Regions from separate parts of the Homo sapiens genome. Here region 1 is linked to region 2. The links are chromatin loops, found by intact Hi-C in ENCODE. Cell type or tissue: natural killer cell. All regions are shown on one strand. Each heading gives the region's core, and the rest is flanking DNA. Links, peaks and the distances in the headings are about the cores only. Region 1 overlaps XPNPEP2 (X-prolyl aminopeptidase 2). Region 2 has its middle 18 kb from the start of APLN.

The links. Hi-C counts contacts between places; a loop is a spot of excess contacts. Peaks named below come from ENCODE experiments on the same cell type or tissue, not always from the same donor. Only the 100,000 strongest peaks of a DNase experiment are listed, where the experiment ranks them.
Region 1: a loop joins it to region 2, with 12 times the contacts of the local background. A loop is called at or near these places in 2 of 110 quality-filtered maps.

Annotation. Positions count from the first base shown.
Region 1 is chrX:129,750,989-129,760,029 of GRCh38, reverse strand. It overlaps XPNPEP2 (X-prolyl aminopeptidase 2), which reads right to left. Exons shown (of 21, transcript NM_003399.6): 9 at 8,204-8,285; 10 at 7,685-7,880; 11 at 6,782-6,871; 12 at 5,449-5,558; 13 at 4,659-4,736; 14 at 3,475-3,546; 15 at 790-850. Among named protein-coding and RNA genes, the nearest start is that of XPNPEP2, 17 kb to the right of the region's middle. RefSeq lists enhancers at 3-52, 3,646-4,145. In natural killer cell, for the core only: a CTCF peak has its summit at 5,204 (motif pointing right); DNase peaks (open chromatin) are centred at 1,759, 3,479 and 3,969; H3K4me3 peaks cover 789 bases; H3K27ac peaks cover 3,322 bases.
Region 2 is chrX:129,632,921-129,641,961 of GRCh38, reverse strand. No RefSeq gene overlaps it. Among named protein-coding and RNA genes, the nearest start is that of APLN, 18 kb to the left of the region's middle. RefSeq lists a silencer at 4,191-4,360. In natural killer cell, for the core only: CTCF peaks have their summits at 4,078 and 4,280 (motif pointing left); a DNase peak (open chromatin) is centred at 4,271.

The sequences.
Region 1 (9,041 bases), core at 624-8,623, 120 kb before region 2:
AGCACACTCATTCCTGTGGTTGTGACGGCTGCTGAGTTTTCTTAAGGCCTTTCATGAGGGTTGAGGTTTGCTGACTTGGCAGCTTAGCCTTCCTCTGTCAGCGGAGGGAGGTGGCCTGACAGTGGCCTCTTCTGGTCACTTCCAGAGGCGATGTGGTCAATCTCCATCACCACACAGGTTCACAGGCTTGTCACTTTGGGCAGGACAGCCAGAGGCAGCAGACTCCGCCGCTAAACTGTGAGCTCCTGGAGACCTGGACAGCATTTTGTTCCCCTCTCTGTGTTTCCAGCACAATGTCTGCCCCATAGTCGGCCTGCTGCATGCAGCATGACGGCAGCTCGCTGCTCCACCCCCAGGGCCCTCTGGTGCACAGAGACAATGCCCTCGCCTCTGCCCCAGCTGGCCAGCCCTCGATGTTTCCTGAACACCTCTGGCTCCTTTCCACCGCGGAGGCTTCACTTGTGCCGTTTTCCTCCACTTGGGATGCCTTTCTTTCTCCTTTCTGCTGAGTACAGGGCCAGGCACACAGGCAACAACAAAAAAATATTTGTGCACTGATTTACCAGAATAGGATGAGGCTCAGCTTGGGCTGAGGCCTTGTCAGTGGCCTGAAATATCCCCGGGGAAGCAGCAGGGAGCACTGGGTTTTCCGGCACCAGTGGTGTCACCTTGGGCAAACTACTTAACCTCTCTGAGCTTCAGTTTTAGCCTCTGAAATGGAAGGGATCTTGACTGCTTGGGTGCCCCCTTGGGGGAAGGTGGTGAGGGGAAATCTGGGCCCATGCTTACCTTCTGGAAGGCAGAGGGGGTGCCCCAGTGGACTGTTCTGGTGATGTCTGTGGTCCCGTCCCTATGGAGAAGGAAAACCAACATGCCAAATGCCTGGGGCTAGGGACTGGGGCCATGTGCTTTCTGTGTGCTTTCCACAAGTGGCAGGGCTGGGATGGGATGGGTGGACGGCGAAAGGAAGAAGACAGCTACCATAATCAAAATCCCCTCTTCAGCACCTATGTGTGAAAGGCCTCTGCAAACCTATCAAGTTAAAAGTTACTAAGTTGTCTGACAAGTGTGACTCCCCACCCTACACACTCCTCCCCCATCCCACTCATTTTGGCTGTTCTGTAGGTCTGGGTTTCCTTGGGTCCAGCTGGTTATGAAAGCAAGGCTTCTTCCAGGCTTCCTGGGAGGCAGAAAGGGGAATGTCCCCTTTTTACAGCTGGGGAAACTGAGGTCCAGAGAGATTATATTATCATAACACTCTCATATTCAGATAGTTGTCGACCATTTATAGGACACTTTTGCTGCTCCCTGGGAAGAATGGTAGAAGAGGCCTCATTATCCCCAGTTCACAGATGAGGCCATTGAGGCCATGCGGCTGTTTCCCTCTCTGAACCTCAGTGAAGCCAGGCCTAGAGCAAGCACTGCCTCTCCACACAGTCCTCTCCATGGCAAACACGGATCTGACCCAGTGACTTGCTGAGTTCCAGTTAGGTGAAGCCTCAGTCCCAAGGTCTGACTCCCAACTCCCAGCTGCAGCAGTTGCCACAGATGGCCCCTGTGATCATGCCTTGGTGAGGGAGAGGGGAGAAATGGTCCCAGGGCCCTGGGGCTTCTCCTTGGGTCATGGGGTGTGGTGACCTTCTTCTTCAGAAGGAAAGAAGAGGAAGTGAGGTGACTATTTCCCCGGCCTCACCCTACTCTGAGCACACCCCATTCCAGCAACGCCCCCACAAATTCACTTCCCCTTTGCTCATTGGCCATCTCAAGTACACACAGCATCGAACTCCTGACCAGCAAAGGCTGCTAAGCTGAGCGCCTGCTACTCTGGATCCCCTAGAGCTGTGCTAAGAACAAGCAAAGAGCCTCTGTCGTTAGCACATTCGCCATTTCCACAGGACTCCTTGCTCCTCCATCAGTTCAGTACGGCCCTTCTTTTGTCCCACCCCACGCTTCCCACACTTCCTTCCTCAATGAGAAGGGAAAATCTTTCAGGTCAGCTCAGCTCAGCTCAACTCTGGTGTGAATGATCAGTCACACGTTTGGAAGGAATGGGGTTAGCCTATTCTTTTTCTTTCTTTCTTTCTTTCTTTCTTTCTTTCTTTCTTTCTTTCTTTCTTTCTTTCTTTCTTTCTTTCTCTCTCTCTCTCTCTCTCTCTTTCTCTCTCTCCCTCTTTCTTTCTTTCTTTCTTTCTTTCTTTCTTTCTTTCTTTCTTTCTTTCTTTCTTTCTTTCTTCCTTTTATAGTCTTGCTCTTATTGCTCAGACTGGAGTGCAGTGTCACGATCTCGGCTCACTGCAACCTCCGCCTCCCGGGTTCAAGCGATTCTCCTGCCTCAGTTTCCCTTGGGAAGCATGCTCCACCACACCCGGAAAATTTTTGTATTTTTAGTAGAGATGGGGTTTCACCATGTTGCCCAGGCTGGTCTCAAGCTCCTGACCTCAGGTGATCTGCCCGCCTCGGCCTCCCAAAGTGCTGGGATTACAGGTGTGAGCCACCACGCCTGGCCAGGTTAGTCTATTCTGCACGGCTGTCATGTCTGAGCATTCAGGTTGTACACTGTACAAAGGTAGCCCATCAAAAGGGTTGCTTCTCTCATCTGCCCCCACCTCCACCCTGAACAGTGCCATGGGGAAGAGGGGGCTGAGGAGTCTGCATGACGTTGGTGGTGCGGGGGTGTCCAGGGTGTGCACTAGTGGATGAGAGTAGGGTATATGTGTTTGTGTGGCCAGGCAGGGACATTGAGTATAGTTGCTCAGACTGTGTAATAATACGTGGACTTAGAAAACATTTTACTTGAGGCTGGGCATGGTGGCTCATGTCTGTAATCCCAGCACTTTGGGAGGCTGGGGCAGGTGGATCACCTGAGGTCAGGAGTTTGAGAACAGCCTGGCCAACATGGTGAAACTCCATCTCTACTAATACATACATATATATATATGTGTGTGTGTGTGTGTGTATGTGTGTGTATATATATGTGTGTGTATATATATATGTGTGTGTGTGTGTATATATATATATATATATATATATATAGCTGGGCATGGTGGTGGACACCTGTAATCCAAGCTACTTGGGAGGCTGAGGCAGGAGAATCACTTGAACCCGGGATGCAGAGGTTGCAGTGAGCCAAGATCGCGCCACTGCACTCCAAACCTGGGCGACAGAGTGAGACTCTGTCAAGAAACAAACAAACAAACAACCCACAAAAAACAGCAACTTAAGCAAAGGGAGTCTTTTCCTAATTCCCACAGAGGTGCTGCCTGGGTCCTGCCACTATTCCAGCCTCTGTGTATTTCCCACTGTGCAGGGACCCCCATGTGTGAAAATGGGTAGGATGTTCGGGGCTCATTCCAGATCTCTCCTTTTTCAGACGAAGAATCCGTGGCCCAGGAAGGGAAAGCTTTGGCTGACTCTTGGCAGGCTCAGGAGGTCTGAGCAGAGACATCCAGGCTAGGGTGAGGTCGGGGTACATACCAGTACTGCCCCCCAGAGTCCAGCAGGTACATCTCATCTGAGGACAGCTTGCGGTTCAGCTCCTTGGTCGGGCTGAGAAGGGGAGAGAATGTTGAGAAGGGCAGCCTAACCCTGCACTGGGTCACGTGGGAGGCCTTGGTGGGAGGACCTCTGGGGCCTGGGCTTCCAGGCCAGTCCCTCTGGAGGAAGTCATTCTATCCCAAAGGGCCCTGGAAGAGAACTCAGCTTCCGTTGCTGCTGTCCTCAGCACACGTCTGTTAATCCTGCACCTGGCTGAGCCAGGCCCTGGTCCCCAGGGAGGAGAGAGAGGGTAAAGCCCAGAATATGAGAGCTGGGAGAGCCCTAGAGACCCCCCAGCTCAGCTGTCTCCTTTTCCATAAGGAGAAGCAGGCCTATGGAGGCCAAGGGGCTTGCACGAGGATGCGCGGTAAAGCGGCAAAGAGCTGGGCCTCTACCCAGATGCTCCCTCCGGCCCTTTGTCTCTAACTTCCTGCTGCCTCCGAGAGCAGAGGGCCCTGAGAAGAAGCAGAGCACAGGAAGGGAGGATACCTCCAGGGTGGGGCTGCTGAGCAAGAGGTGGTAAAGCCGAGGAGCACCCACCCTGCCACTCTAGCCCGAGTGGGTAGGAGGGGCTGGGGCAAGGCAGCCGAAGGCGTGGGAGACACCAGGGGACACCAGGGGAGGGAATTCTGGGACATGTCAGGCACTCCCTTGGAGGGCATTGACCTCTCCCTGCTGTGCCCATGCCAGGCGGAGGCAGCTGGTCAGCTTTTCATCAGGCAGGCCTGCAGGGGTTTGTTTTCTATAGGGCCAAACACCTGGCTAGCCTGTATCTTGGGCCCACCTTGGCTGGTTCAGGCTGAGTGAACAGACCTCTCTCCATGTGAACTCGTGAGCTTTAAGCATTAGCTAACATAAGCAACACATGGGAAGCCAGGGAAAAGCATCCAATGGCATCGGTGTCTTCCTTCCAGGTCCCCCAGCCTCCAGCTCTCAGGCCTTTTCATTACAAGGCAACTCCCTACTCCACACTGAGCTCCTCTCCCAGCCCCCACAGGGCTAGGGGCCTCGGACCTTCAACGTGGACTCAGGTCCCAGAACATCCCCCTCCCCTCACCCTGTTCCTCTACACACACAACAGGATGCCCCAACAGGGCCCTAGAAAATTCTTTTTCCTCAAGTACCTGTAGTGGGCCAGGGCAGCATTCAGACCACTAGCAGAGATGGTTTCAAAACTGGGTCCGGAGGAGAACTGTTCTTCTCTGGAAAGTACAAGGCAAGGCATGGTCAATGAATGGGCCCCTGGACTAGGCTGGGCCCGGGATATCTAATCAAATCCAATGAAGGTCATGGCTGCCTCTACCTCTCAACTGGACACCATTTGGCTCTCCCAGCCCTCACCTCCTGGTTCCATCTCCTCAAGCCCTGACCTGTCATTTATAGAGGAAGATCAGAGGACACACTGTAGACACACATTATTTCCTCTCCACCTCCATTTTACGGATAGGAGTGAAGAAACCCAGCTCTCTGTATCTGAAAACTCCCCCAGTCCTGGGAGAGCATCCTGTACCTCAAACCTACAATCCGGCCCTGACCTGGGCCAAGCATGCCTTCGGGAATCCTCCTCCCTACCTGGTATTCTCAAGTGGTCCAGGGGCTGACCTGGTCTGAGCCACAGCACCCCCCAGGGAGATTCAGACCGTACCTGAAGCAGACACTAGGGGACGCTATTGGGTTGTGGCCCTTCGAGTTGTCCTGCTTTCAGCGGGGCGGGAAATATCATCCAACGCCCCCTGCTCAACTCCCCGACCACCCAAGAACCTGTCACTCCTTGTTCTCCAGAGCCCTCCCCCACCCAGCACGCATATGAGGAGGATCTTCCTTTCTGCTAAGTAAGGGGACAAATTCCCCCTCCCTGCCCCCACTGCCACACTAAAAGACAGTCAGCCAAAAAGGACGGCCGTGGCTCTTCACCCTCGGAACTTGTCCACGATCTCTGCCCCCGAGAACTCATCCACTGTGCCTTTGGGCACGTTCTTCTCCAGCCAGACCAAGTACCGGATCACAGCCACAGCGTCCCGCACCTGGAGTTGGGGAAGCAGGGAAACAGAGGAGCCGGGTGAGGTCTGGTTGCAGCCACAGGCTCCAAGATGATGGAGATCAGATAGCGGCTCCAGGATGTGGAGCTTTGAAAACACTGGCTATTTGATGTCAAAGAATTCTTGTTAGTGTTTATATATGATCATAGTGTGTTCCTGTTTTTGAAAGAGTTCTGTGTTGACGGCAGAAATGACACACTATCTAGGATTTACTTTTAAAAGAATCCAGCAGCAGAGGGGGTGGTTGTGGTGGTAATGAACATGGGGTTATAGACAAGACAAGAATGGCCATGAGTCAAGGATTATTGAAGCTGGATGAAGGGACACTGGAGATTATGATGCTATTTTCTTTATCTTTGTGTGTGTTTAAAATTTCCTATGAGACAAAGTTTTTTTTAAATGAGGTGGTTTATCTTAATTTTAACAAGAATTCTTTTTTAAAAATTGAGCCATCCTCTTGCCAGTGTGAGGAAATCATTATAGCTAACACTTATTTAACACTTAGAATGTGCTAGGTGGTGCTCAGAGCAATATACATATTCATTGAATTCTCACAACAACCATATGCTGTAAGATTACTGTTATGATCCTCATTTTACAGATGGGGTAACTGAGGCCCAGAGAGGTAAAATGACTTGGTCAAGGTCACCCAGTTAGGAATTGGGTGGAGCTGTGGTTTGAACTCAAGGCACCCTAGCTCCAGGGCCTGTGCTCTAAACCACTGTACTATATTGGGGGCAAGGATATGAGGTGCATGTGGGCGCCCAGGAATAATTTGGTGTCTGCTTCTTTATTTCTTTTTCTTTCTTTCTTTCTTTTTTTTTGACCTAGTCTCGCCCAGGCTGGAGTGCAGTGGCATGATCTCAGCTCATTGCAACCTCTACTTCCCAGGTTCAAGCGATTCTCGTGCCTCAGCCTCCTGAGTAGCTGGGACTACAGGTGATCGCCACCACGCCTGGCTAATTTTTGTATTTTTAGTAGAGACAGGGCTTCACCATGTTGGCCAGGCTGCTCTCGGACTCCTGAGCTCAAGCAATCCTCTCACCTTGGCCTCCCAAAGTGCTAGGATTACAGGCGTGAGCCACCGCGCCCAGCTTGCTTCTTTGTTTCATTGAGGGTCTTCTTCAGGCTCTTCTGGAGGCCTTTCCTTTCTAACTCATTAGGCTGGATACTCCCAAAAGGCCATGTCTGCCTGAACGTGGACTTACGTGGCTGGCCTTGAGGAGGGCCTGCTCCTTGCTGTTCTTCACTGCCTTGGTCATCATCACTGGGGAGTAGGTGTCTGTCACGAGTTTCTCCTGTTGGGGGCAGGGAGGAGAAAAGGAGGTCTGGGGGCACAGGTCTGGGGGCACAGTAAAGGAGGTCTCCATGGCACAGGGGTGTTTTCAGAGGACTGGCAGGAGGACCCAGCAGACGTGAGATTTGCCACCATTTCGTGGCAATGCTCTCTACTCTGTGTGTGCTTTCTGTCTTTCCTAGTTTTCCACGTCCAGCTGAACCCTCTCTCCTTCCAGGAAGGCTTCCTTGATTGACACTGCCTTGCTTGGCAATGAACTCCCTGTCTTCGGATCCCACCAGCACTCTGGGATGGATCAGAGTCTGGCCTGAGTCACTCGACAGGCTGTCCTGACAGTGTAAGTTTCCTGTACATATCATGACAGCTACCATTTATTGGACACTACCATGTGTCAGTCATATACACTATCTCCTTTAGATCTCCACTGAGCGACTCCTGCGAGGTCAGGACTCTTATTGCCATTTTATAGGTGAAGAAAAAGACCCAGATTGGCTAAGTTGCTTGTCCAAAGTCACTGCACAGCTAGTTAGGGACAGAGCTGGAATTCATTTTCAAGTTTGGCTGACTCCAAAGTCTCTGCTAGATCAGGCCGTATACTCTCCAGCCTCCTGACAATTTTATGAGCTCTCTGGATGGCCATCCCTGTTTCCTCTTCTGGCTCTTCCCAGTTAGGCCAAGAAGGGAACTCACTGCACAGTTGTTGGCTGACCAGATGACTGAATGGCTGAGGGGCTTCACCTCACTTTAGGTTAAGACTTCTCAGGCCTAGAGTGGGGATTGGTGCCTGGCTTGGGCTGGGGCCTGGCAAACCCACCTTGGGTATCATTTCATAGATCCCATACATGGTATAGCTGGTCCCAATCCAGATCCTCACATCTCCCAATGAGTAGGCCTGGATGCTGTCACGAACTTGGCTGTAATCCTCGATTTGCACACACATGGGGCCTGTGCAACTGGAGTTCAGATAGCTCAAGGTTTCGGAGCTAAAGCGACTCTTGTTTGCAAACAACCTGGGTGGGGTGGGAAGACAAGGAGGGTCCTGAGCATCTGCTAAGGATGCAAAGGACCAGAGGCAGTCACAGTCCCTCTGTTCCTGGAGGTCAAAGGAAGCCAGCCCCAGGGAGCCAAGCAGGCCAGATTTGGGATTCAATAGGGACAGAGGTTTAAAGAGTCAGGAAAAGACAACAGGGGGTTTTCTAAAGGGTCGTGCTGCAGCAGGCGCCGAGCTGATGGGCAGCCAGAGGGCTGTATATTAAGGCGGGATCAGTGGTGGGGCATCAAGAGGGTGGAAGTTGGAGAAAGTCCACAACAGCAAGCTAAGGAAAAGCCATACCTAATAGAAGAGTCTGTGAGCAGCGTGTAGGAATAGAAGAAGGGGTTATAGGGGATGTCACTGGCTCGAAGGTTGAAGAGCCCTGGGAAGAGAATTGACAAGGAATATTTAATGCTGATCTGCCTGAGGCAAGCTTTTCTTTTCCTCTTTTTTTCCTTTCCTTCCTTCCTTCTTTCCTTCCTCCCTTCCTTCCTTCCTTCCTTCCTTCCTTCCTTCCTTCCTTCCTTCCTTTCTTTCTTTCTTTCTTTCTTTCTTTCTTTCTTTCTTTCTTTCTTTCTTTCTTTCTTTCTTCCTTTCTTTCTTTTTCTTTCTTTTCTTTCTTTTTTGACAGTATCTTGCTCTGTCACCCAGGCTGGAGTGCAGTGGCAAGATCTCACTGCAATCTCCACCTCGCAGGTTCAAGCAAGTCTCCTGCCTCAGCCTCCCAGGTAGCTGGGTTTGCAGATGCCTGCCACCATGCCCAGCTAATTTTTGTATTTTTAGTAGAGACGGCGTTTCAACATGTTGGTCAGGCTGGTCTTGAACTCCTGACTTCAGGTGATCCGCCCACCTTGGCCTCCCAAAGTGCTGGGATTACAGGCGTGAGTCACCGCACCCGGCCAGAGGCAAGCATTTCTGACACTTTTGCCCCACTGTTTCCTTTGGCCTCCAAAGATTACCAACAGCATGCTTGTATCATCTACCTCTGCATGTTACTCAATCTTTTTGCCGGGGGGGGGGGGTGGGGGAGTGGGCGTCTTTGAGATGCTGTTGAGAGTTATGGATCTTTTCCCCCCAGAAAAATGCAGATACTTAGCAGTCAGCACACAGTTCCAGTGGGTCCCTGGAATATCTGAAG
Region 2 (9,041 bases), core at 706-8,705:
CATGGGTGAGTAGAGCTTCAAACCTGGGTCTGTCCCCGGCTCAGGTCAGCTGCTGCTATGGTTTGAATGCATCCTTCAACTTCATGTTTTGGAAATTTAATCCCTAAATTCATATGTTGATGGTATTTGGAGGTGGTGCCTTTGGTAGGTAATTAAAATTAAATAAGGTCATCAGGGTTGTGCCCCTATGATGGAACTGGTGGCTTTATAAGAAGAGGAAGAGAGACCTGAGCTGGCACACTCTTGCCCTCTTGCCATGTGATGCCATTCTACCACGTCATGATTTAGCAAAAAGTCCCTCACCAGACGCCAGTGCCATGCCCTTGGACTTCCCAGCCTCCAGAGCTGTGAGCTAAATAAACTATTTTTTTTATAAGTTACCCAGTCTGTGGCTACAGAAAACAAACTATGATAGCTTCCCTGCTTCTGCTAAGGGTCCTCTTTCCCACCATGAGTGTGCCTCAGTCACTAGAAATTTCCGGTCTCCCAGATAACCTTTAGGGCCTCCCCAGGGACAGATTACGTCCTCGGCATTTTTCCTTGTAGAAGCTTAGCTTGGGCAGCAGCCCAGGAGGCCTCTCCAAAGGTGTTAAGTGCTCACCATTAGCACCTGATCTGTCTGGAATTGTGGAGCCAGGCACCTGTTCCAGCACACCTGCTTGGCCATTGGGGTTCCTTTCTGCACAAGGCCAGGGGCTCAGAAACGTGGGTTCCAGTCCTGAATCTGCTTCTACCCAGGGCTTGCTGGGTAGCTTAGCAAAGTCTTTCCTTGGCCCTTTCTGGGTCTCAGCCTCCTCACCTGCCCAGGACACCTGGGTGGGTAGATGTGAAGCACCTGCTTGTGACTAGGGATTTGTTGGGGTCCCAGCTAACAGTGGGGGGTGATTCAGGCTGCCCTCCAGAGGCAATTCAGGACCTGACCCAGGGACCTGTAGGGAGGAGCTCTGGGAGAAGAATTAGGCATATGGCAGGAAAATGGGAACCTAAGCCAGTGAGGAAGTCCACTGCTGGGTTACGTGGGTTGCACAAGCTTCCCATAACCCCAGGGCCTGCTGGAACCTCCATTCCATACTTCTCCCTTTGCACAAATTAAATGCTTTCTGATCTTCCCTGAATGTTAAAAAATTGGCACACTGCTGCAGAGCTAGCCTGGTGGTGTGAAACTTGGGGTTCTGAGCTCTGGATCCTAACCCCAGCTTGGTCAGTAACTGGCTGTGTGACTCCAGGCAGGTCTGTTCATCTATCAGGGGTCCTGGTTCTCCCTCATCTATTTTCATAGGATGACAATCTCTGCTTTCCCTACCTTAAACACACAGAATCATAGAAGGGCAGAGCTGACATGAGCCTGAGAGATCATTCAGTACCCTAAGCCCTGTTATTTTTACAAATGAAGAAAGTGGGACTCAGAAAGGATAAGTGAACGCTTAAGGAACATAGCTAGATAGTCCTAGCAAACTCATGTAGAGCGCTTCTCATGTGCCAAGCACTGTTTGAGGAACTTCACCTGTCCTGACTTAGTCAGTCCCCATCACAATCCCATTTTATAGCTGAGGAAACTGAGTCACTGAGAAGGTAAGCCATTAGTCTAAAGATCTTCTGTGGTATGTGCAAACGAACTGAGAGAAACAAGGTGGCATTGCTTTAAAGGAAGGCAAAGGCACTGCTGAAATGCCAAGCATTCCCTCCAGGGCTGCAGTCACCTCTCGTCTGTAGGGGAGGGGCTTCGCTTTGGCACCCTCAGTCCCAGGGCAACAGAACTGCTTGTGATTTGGGGGCTGTGAGAGGCCTGTTGGAAAGAGGGTGCCTCTTTTTCCATCTAGGCAGAGACATCTCTGGCTCCCTCCCCAGCAGGTGTAGGGATAGAGGCTGGTGACTTTGGCATACGTTATGGGGGGTTTCATCCCCCATGTCTCTAGGCTCCTGAGCTTTCTGGAAGCCTGGAGTTCCTCTCTCCTTTGGAAATTCCCAACTCCTCAGATGTGAGGGATATGGAAAGATAAGAGAGGATAAACAAAGCAGGGAGGAAAAAGGTCCCAGTGAGGAGTGCAGGGGGATGGAGGAGGGAATCTCACCACACAGCCCCTTCCACCTCCAGCACTGCAGAGACCTTCTGATCTGATTATCCTCTTTCATCCTTCCCTCTACTCTGGGCTACCCTCTAGCTCAGCTCCACAGCCTGCCCCACCCCCATTCCCACTCCCAAATTGCCTGTCAAGTTTTAGGTCCCATGCCTTGTGTAAGTTTCAAAAGGAGCTCCCCTTCTCTCAATCTATGCCCAAACTTTTAGAACCCAAGCCTATAAAGAGCTCTTTGGCCTACCCCTACCCCAAAACAATCAGCTAAAAAATGCCTACCCTTGGCCAGGCGTGGTGGCTCATGCCTGTAATCCCAGCAGTTTGGGAGGCCGAAGTGGGTGGATCATCTGAGGTCAGGAGTTCGAGACTATCCTGGCCAACATGGCAAAAACCCGTCTCTACAAAATACAAAAATTAGCTGCGTGTGGTGGTGGGCACCTGTAGTCCCAGCTACTCAGGAGGCTGAGGCGGGAGAATCCGTTGAACCTGGGAGGCGGAGGTTGCACCACTACACTCCAGCCTGGACGACAGAGCAAGACTCCATCTCAAACAAACAAGCAAAACAAACAACAGCAAAAGAAAAAAAAAAAACGCCTACTCTGTGCAGGACACCATGCAAGGGACAGTGGAGGAGGAACAGTGGAGAAAGACTTGGTCCTCACCTTTCCTCTGGGAGGCACCAGCGAAAGGTGTGTGGTGAGGGTGTGACATCCCTCATTAGCTGTTGTAGCCACAGCGCCCTCTGTACCACTCCCCCGCAACCCCAGGGATGTTCTCCTGGCCCTGAGCCTGCGCACCGGCCTCAGCAGGACCTGCGAGGGAGGGAGCTTCATACCCATCTTTTAGGAAGCAGAAGCAGGGAAAGCCTCAGCCTAAGTCACCCAAAACCCATTTCCAGTGCTCTTCTAGTTTCCCCAGACTTCCCTTCCCAGGTTCTCCACCTTCCTCCAATTCTCCGGGTCCTCCAACTGCCAGCCAAGGCTCCCCTCCCCCATGAATCCTCCCTGGATGCTCTCCTAGCCCCGATGGTCACCTGCAGGTGAGGCCAGAATTGGAACCCAGACTTCTGCCCGCCACCTTCAAAAGCCTTTGTGCTCGCCAACTGTACACCTCCTCACCAGACTAGGCATGGCCATAGCCACAATGGAGGTGACGATGCTGACAGTGATAATGAGGGAATGTAATGATCATACCTTCCAGCATGGGATGCGGAGACTTAAACATCCTGACTCCTCCAAGTTCCAAGCCTGGGTCAGTCACTTCACCTTTCTAGGCCTCAGCTTTACCTTTTCTAAAATGGAAGTAAGAATCCCTGGCTCCCTCTCGGGCTTCTAGTGACTGAAGTTTCTGAAGTTAAAATGTTTGGTACAGTAGAGAGTGCTGTGTGTGTAACGGGGAAAAAACCCCATCGTTCTCAGCGGGTACCATGAAGACCACCCTGTTTGCATGTGAAAGTGCTTTTTGATCTGTAAAAGAGCTATGGGAATTCATTTCTCAGCATTCGCTGAATGTTTATTGAGGGCCTACTTTGTACCACATTCCTTAATACCTGGAGAGGGAAACAGATGTTATTCAAAAATCACAACCGAATGTCTAACCAGGAACTGTGGCAAGGGCCCTGGAGGCGAAAAACAGGCCTCTAGGAAGTTTATCACTGAGTGCACGATCTGGGGTCAGAGAAAGCTTCCTGGAGGTGAAGTGGGAGCTGACACCTCAGGAGTGAGTAGGGGTTAAGCTGGAGAAAGGAGGTCTCAGCAGAGGGAGCACAGGGCTTGTGTCCAAAGCACCAAGGTGGGAGGAAGCAGATGTGATTTATTGTTAAACCCATTTCACAGACAACGAAGCAGGCCCTGAGAGAGGCTGTGACTTGCAGAATGAGAGATTCCACTGAACTCCTGTGTGCTGGCTGATTCCCTCTGTGGCTCTAGGCTGGGCAAGCAGGATGTACTATGGTCACTAAGACATCCTCTTCTGATAACTTGCCCCAGACTCTATCAATTCACCAGCTGAATATGAGGGGCTGAGAATTCCTCACCCACAGGAGTGGCTGGCTACATGCATCTGGGTCAGCTTGATGGCCGGACACTCTGGAAACTTCTTATATGTTTCCCTTTCTTTGCAGTCGGCCTCTCTTTCTTCTCCAAGCCTGCTTATTCTTTGGGGGAAACCCAGTGTGTCATGAGAGGCTGCCCCCTGCTGGCTGAGTCCTGGAACTGCAGGGACTTCTTCAGGCTTGCGTCAAGTCTAGGCACAGGCCATTTTAAGAAAGTTCCCGAGGTCATCTCCTCTTTCCTGTTCTGCAGGAGGTGTGAGAACGAGCAAACGCCAAAGTGTGTGTAGAGGAGTGGCTGACTGGCGTTCATCAAAGACGACTTTTTTAATGGGGGCAGCTCTAAAATTGCTTCTGCTCCAAGATTCTGAGTCTGAACAATTTTGTGGGTGTGCCCCACTGACTTGAGAGGATGCCTCTACAGGTCATGGGCATACGTGGGCTCCATGCATGTGCTTGTGTGAACACCGAATGGGTATGCATATTTGCTCCACGCTGTGTAGCATATTATAGTCCGTATGCATGTTCACTGAGAGAGGGAGAGAAGTTGCCACCCAGAGGCACCAGGGGTGAAGTCTGTGAGGGCAGAGGGCAGCATCTGGGTCTCCAAGGCCAGGCCAGGCCCCATTTGCATCCTTACAGGACTGTCCTAGGCTGTCTGGCCCTCGAGCTGTCCCAAGGAGCTCTTCCCTCAGTGAACCCCATGTTCCCACCAGTTTTCCCCCTACCAGATACACCAACCCTGCCCACCCCCCCACCACCAGCTGCTGTGGGAAATCTCATACCTTCTGGTGGCCATAGGCAGATCTGATTCCTGCGTGTGCTCATGGGACCTCTCAGGGAGCAAACCCTCCCTTCACCCGGCCCCTGCCAAGGCCCACATCCAGGGCTGCTGTTTTCCTCTATCTGGGCTGGTGCATCCCTATAGCGTGTTTCTGGCCAGCAAACATTCTAATCAGTTGGTGTCCAGACCTTGCTGGCTATTAAAGATTTTTCACTATTGCCCCTGTCCAATTCCCATACTCCCAGGTAACGTGTGCATTTTAACCTGGAGCTTCATGAGGCCATGAGTTAGGGCGTTACTCTTGTTCTCAGGCAAAGTTTTTTTTTTTTTTAAACAATCCTTTCTCATTGCTCCTCCAAATGGCATGAAAACACTAGCCCACCTTGCTAGTCTCGGCAAGCAAAATCCCTTGGTGAGGCCATGAGCCATCCGTTAAATACTTGAGCTATTAAGTTGAAAGCAGAAGTGTCAGATCACAGTTGAATGACCCCCTTGGACTTTGCCCAAAGGGAAAGCTTTCTGAGTGAGCTCAGAGGGATGGGAGCTCTGGAGGCTCCAAGTTCAGCTCCAAGTGAGTGCTCACACGCAGGCCGAGCCTTGTCCTTTGCCCATGGGTGGAGCACACCAGCCACTCCCGCCGCATTTCTAGGAAATACCCCCTTCTGCTCCCTGGCTTTGGCCTCAACTCCTCCTTGCAGAAGTGCAGACAGTGGAAAGCTGATTTTCATAGGTTATTGTCATGCTGGGCTCCTCCTCCGCCCAGCCCATGACTTGCTCCTTCCCAACTGCTGTCCTCCCCTTATGGCGGCCCTGGGGACTGTGAGGTGGTGTGACAGAGAGAAAGCTTCCATCCCAGTTGTGCCACTTGGTAGGTGAGCCACTCTCCCGCTCTTAGCTTTACTTCCCATTATCTATCACAGGGGATGGTAACTGTGCCCTTTGCTGTTGTCTTTAGGCCCAATTGAGACATGGATCCAAAAGTACTTGGAAAGGAAAACTATTGCTGGAAGCACGCAAGTGGTGATGAGCTCAAAGCTCAGAGGTGCTACCCTCAGCCAGCTCTCTGGTCAGCACAGAATCTTACCCTTGCCAGAGTCCCTTTCTGATTTTCCGTGTGCAGGAAGATTAGTGACCCATAGTCATATAGAATCCCAAGCTTGTCAGGGACTTTAGTTGGGCCATCAAGGGATAATACAAGCTACCATTTCTTGAGCAATTATATGTTAGGTACTGTTCTAAGTGCTTTATATATTATACGCATTTCATCCCCACAACAAGCCCATGAGGAAGAAACTCTTATCATTCCCATTTACAAATGAGGAAATCAAGGCTCAGTATGATTAAGTGAATTGCCCAAAGTCACACAGCTGGTAAACTGAGCCAAGATTTGAAGACTGGCTATCTGGCTCCAGAATCTGAGCTCTGAATCATTGTGCTCTGCGGGCTCTACATGGCCCTCACTGAGCAGGATTTTTTGCCTCTGCTTGTACATCTCCAGTGATGGGGAGCTCATTGCTTCCCAACGTAGCCTGTTCTAACTTCACTTAGCTGTGGCTGCTGGAAACTTCTAGCATGTCTGGCCAAGCCTTTGGTGATCCAGACCACACAAAGATCTGTTTCCTGAAGGCTTAAGCAGGGGATAGGTGAAAAACAGGAGGCTACAGAAAGCAAGTATTCTCCCTGTACCCCTCGACACACAGAGACCCCCCGATTCCATTCCTTTGGGCATGTCAACTCCTTTTCCTCCAGTGGAGGTTGACACAGGAAGTAAGATGGTCCCCTCCACCTCAATATACTTTTCAATTGAAGAGAGTTGGTGAGCCCACCTGTTTGCTCCAGTTAGAGCCTCGGACATACGCAGTGCCCACTGTATTAATGAGCGTGCACTAAATACTGAATGAACGAATGAATGAATGAATGGGCATGTGAATGAAGAACAGGCTCACAGCCTCCTTTCCTGCCAGCCTCAGTCTCCTGGAAGAGTTAGTTTTGCACTGTGCTTTGAGATCCTGACAAGCAGCATTTCCATGGTAACGAGGCATAGACCTGCCAGTCTGCAGGGCCAAATTCTTTCCTGTCACATGGACTGTTAGCTCGCTCCGGAAAAGATCCTAAACTACTGTCAGTGTATGCAGAGCAGGTCACTGTCAGCTGGGAGACCCTCAGAGTAGGCACTGCTGGGCAGATCTCCCAGTGCCTATCTCCTCTGGGAACTTCCCGGACTGATCGACCTTACTGGAGTTTCCATGGTAACAACACTAGGCTAATGGGTTGCCAGGGTGATGGTGTGCTACTGCTAAGATTGCATGGACTGGACCACACAGGGCCACTGAGTTGAAAAGATGCTAATAACACCTTTTGAGTTTCCATGACAACAACACTCGAGCACCGGGTAGGCTTTGTCCCAAATGCAGATTAGGCCCCCGCCCTCCACACTCTGGGAGAACGCCCTGGGAGGTTGGGCCACTGGGAACTGTCGTACCCTCCTAAAGGAAAGAGGTGGCCAGGGCCTGTTCCTCCTCCTCAGCCTCTTCCCTGCCCAGGGCCCCTTGCCATACTGTTCCTCAGGGCATCTGGTGGAAGTAGCCTGGTTTTGGGCAGTTGGAACTGTCAGAGAGGAGTTCTGGGACAGAAAGACAGCTCAGGATGGGTGGTGTGGGAGAAAATGGAGCTTTGGGGTACCTTTGGGATCCAGTGCCTCTCTTGGTGTATCTGCTCCCAGGCCAGGGAACTCATGCACTCTGGGATTGAGGAAGTGGCCAAGGAGCTCTCTTTCCCTATCAAAGCCAAAAGCATGCGGTCAGAGTTTTCAAACTTTTTTTTTTTTTTTTTTTGAGATGGAGTCTCGCTCTCTTGCCCAGGCTGGAGTGCAATGGCACGACCTCGGCTCACTGCAACCTCCGCCTCCCAGGTTCAGGTGATTCTCCTGCCTCAGCCTCCTGAGTAGTAGCTGGGATTACAAGTGCCTGCCACCACGCCCAGTTATTTTTATTTTTATTTTTATTTTTGTATTTTTAGTAGAGACGGAGTTTTGCCATGTTGGCCAGGCCCGTCTCAAACTCCTGACCTCAGGTGATCCACCTGACTCGGCCTCCCAAAGTGTTGGGATTACAGGCGTGAGCCACTGTGCCTGGCCTCAAACTGTTTTTTTAAAGCCTTGGCACATATAAATTCCATCAAAGCAGGCTCAGGGGCCCAGAGCCCCACCCATTCAGTCTCATCCCTCTCCCTACCACAGAGTTCCCTGAGGCACCCAAGCTTCTGTGGAACACAATTTGAAAAACCTCTGGTCTAGGCCACTCCATCTCATAGTCCAGACAGAGAGGCTGAGAACCAGAAAGGGCAAGTGACTTGCCCAAGGCCCCATCGCCAGCCATTAGGACAGTCAGAGCTAAAACAAGAGTCTCACGTTTGTAGGGTTACTCCCAATCCACCAGGACGTTATTGACCTCTAACTTGGGTTCTCTGACTTCCAGAAGACCACTGGAGCTTCTGCCCTTCCACTTATTCATGGATCTGGGGATCTGGGGAGGAGAGAAGTTTCCGTTGTGGGGGCAGGCACAAATGTTTAGAACGAACCTTCCAGATGTGACATTTTTAAGCACCTACTAAGTGCTAGCCATTATGGTAGGATATGCTTTCTATGCTGGTTGGTTGTCATCTTTTTCTTTTTTCTTTTCTTTTTTTTTTTTTTTTTGAGACAGGGTTTCACTCTGTTGCCCAGGCTGGGGTACAATGGCGCGATCTCACTGCAACCTCCACCTCCTGGATTCAAGAGATTCTCTTGTGTGCCATCACGCCTGGCTAATTTTTTTATTTTTAGTAGAGACGGGGTTTCACCATGTTGCCCAGGCTGGTCTCGAACTCCTGACCTCAGGTGATCTGCCCGCCTCAGCCTCCCAATGTGCTGGGATTGTAGGCATGAGCCACAGTGCCTGGCCCTGGTTGTCATCTTATCTCTTCTTTATAAAAAGTTATTGAGACAGGCATGGGTATCTTCAACAGATGAGAAAACAAAAGCTCAAGGGGAGTAAACTGAAGCTTGGGTGTATTAAACATTGAACATCTCTTTAGCAGGGACGTCTCCTTACTAGCTCCAGGAGGGACCACTGGGATGAACGCTGACCCATGG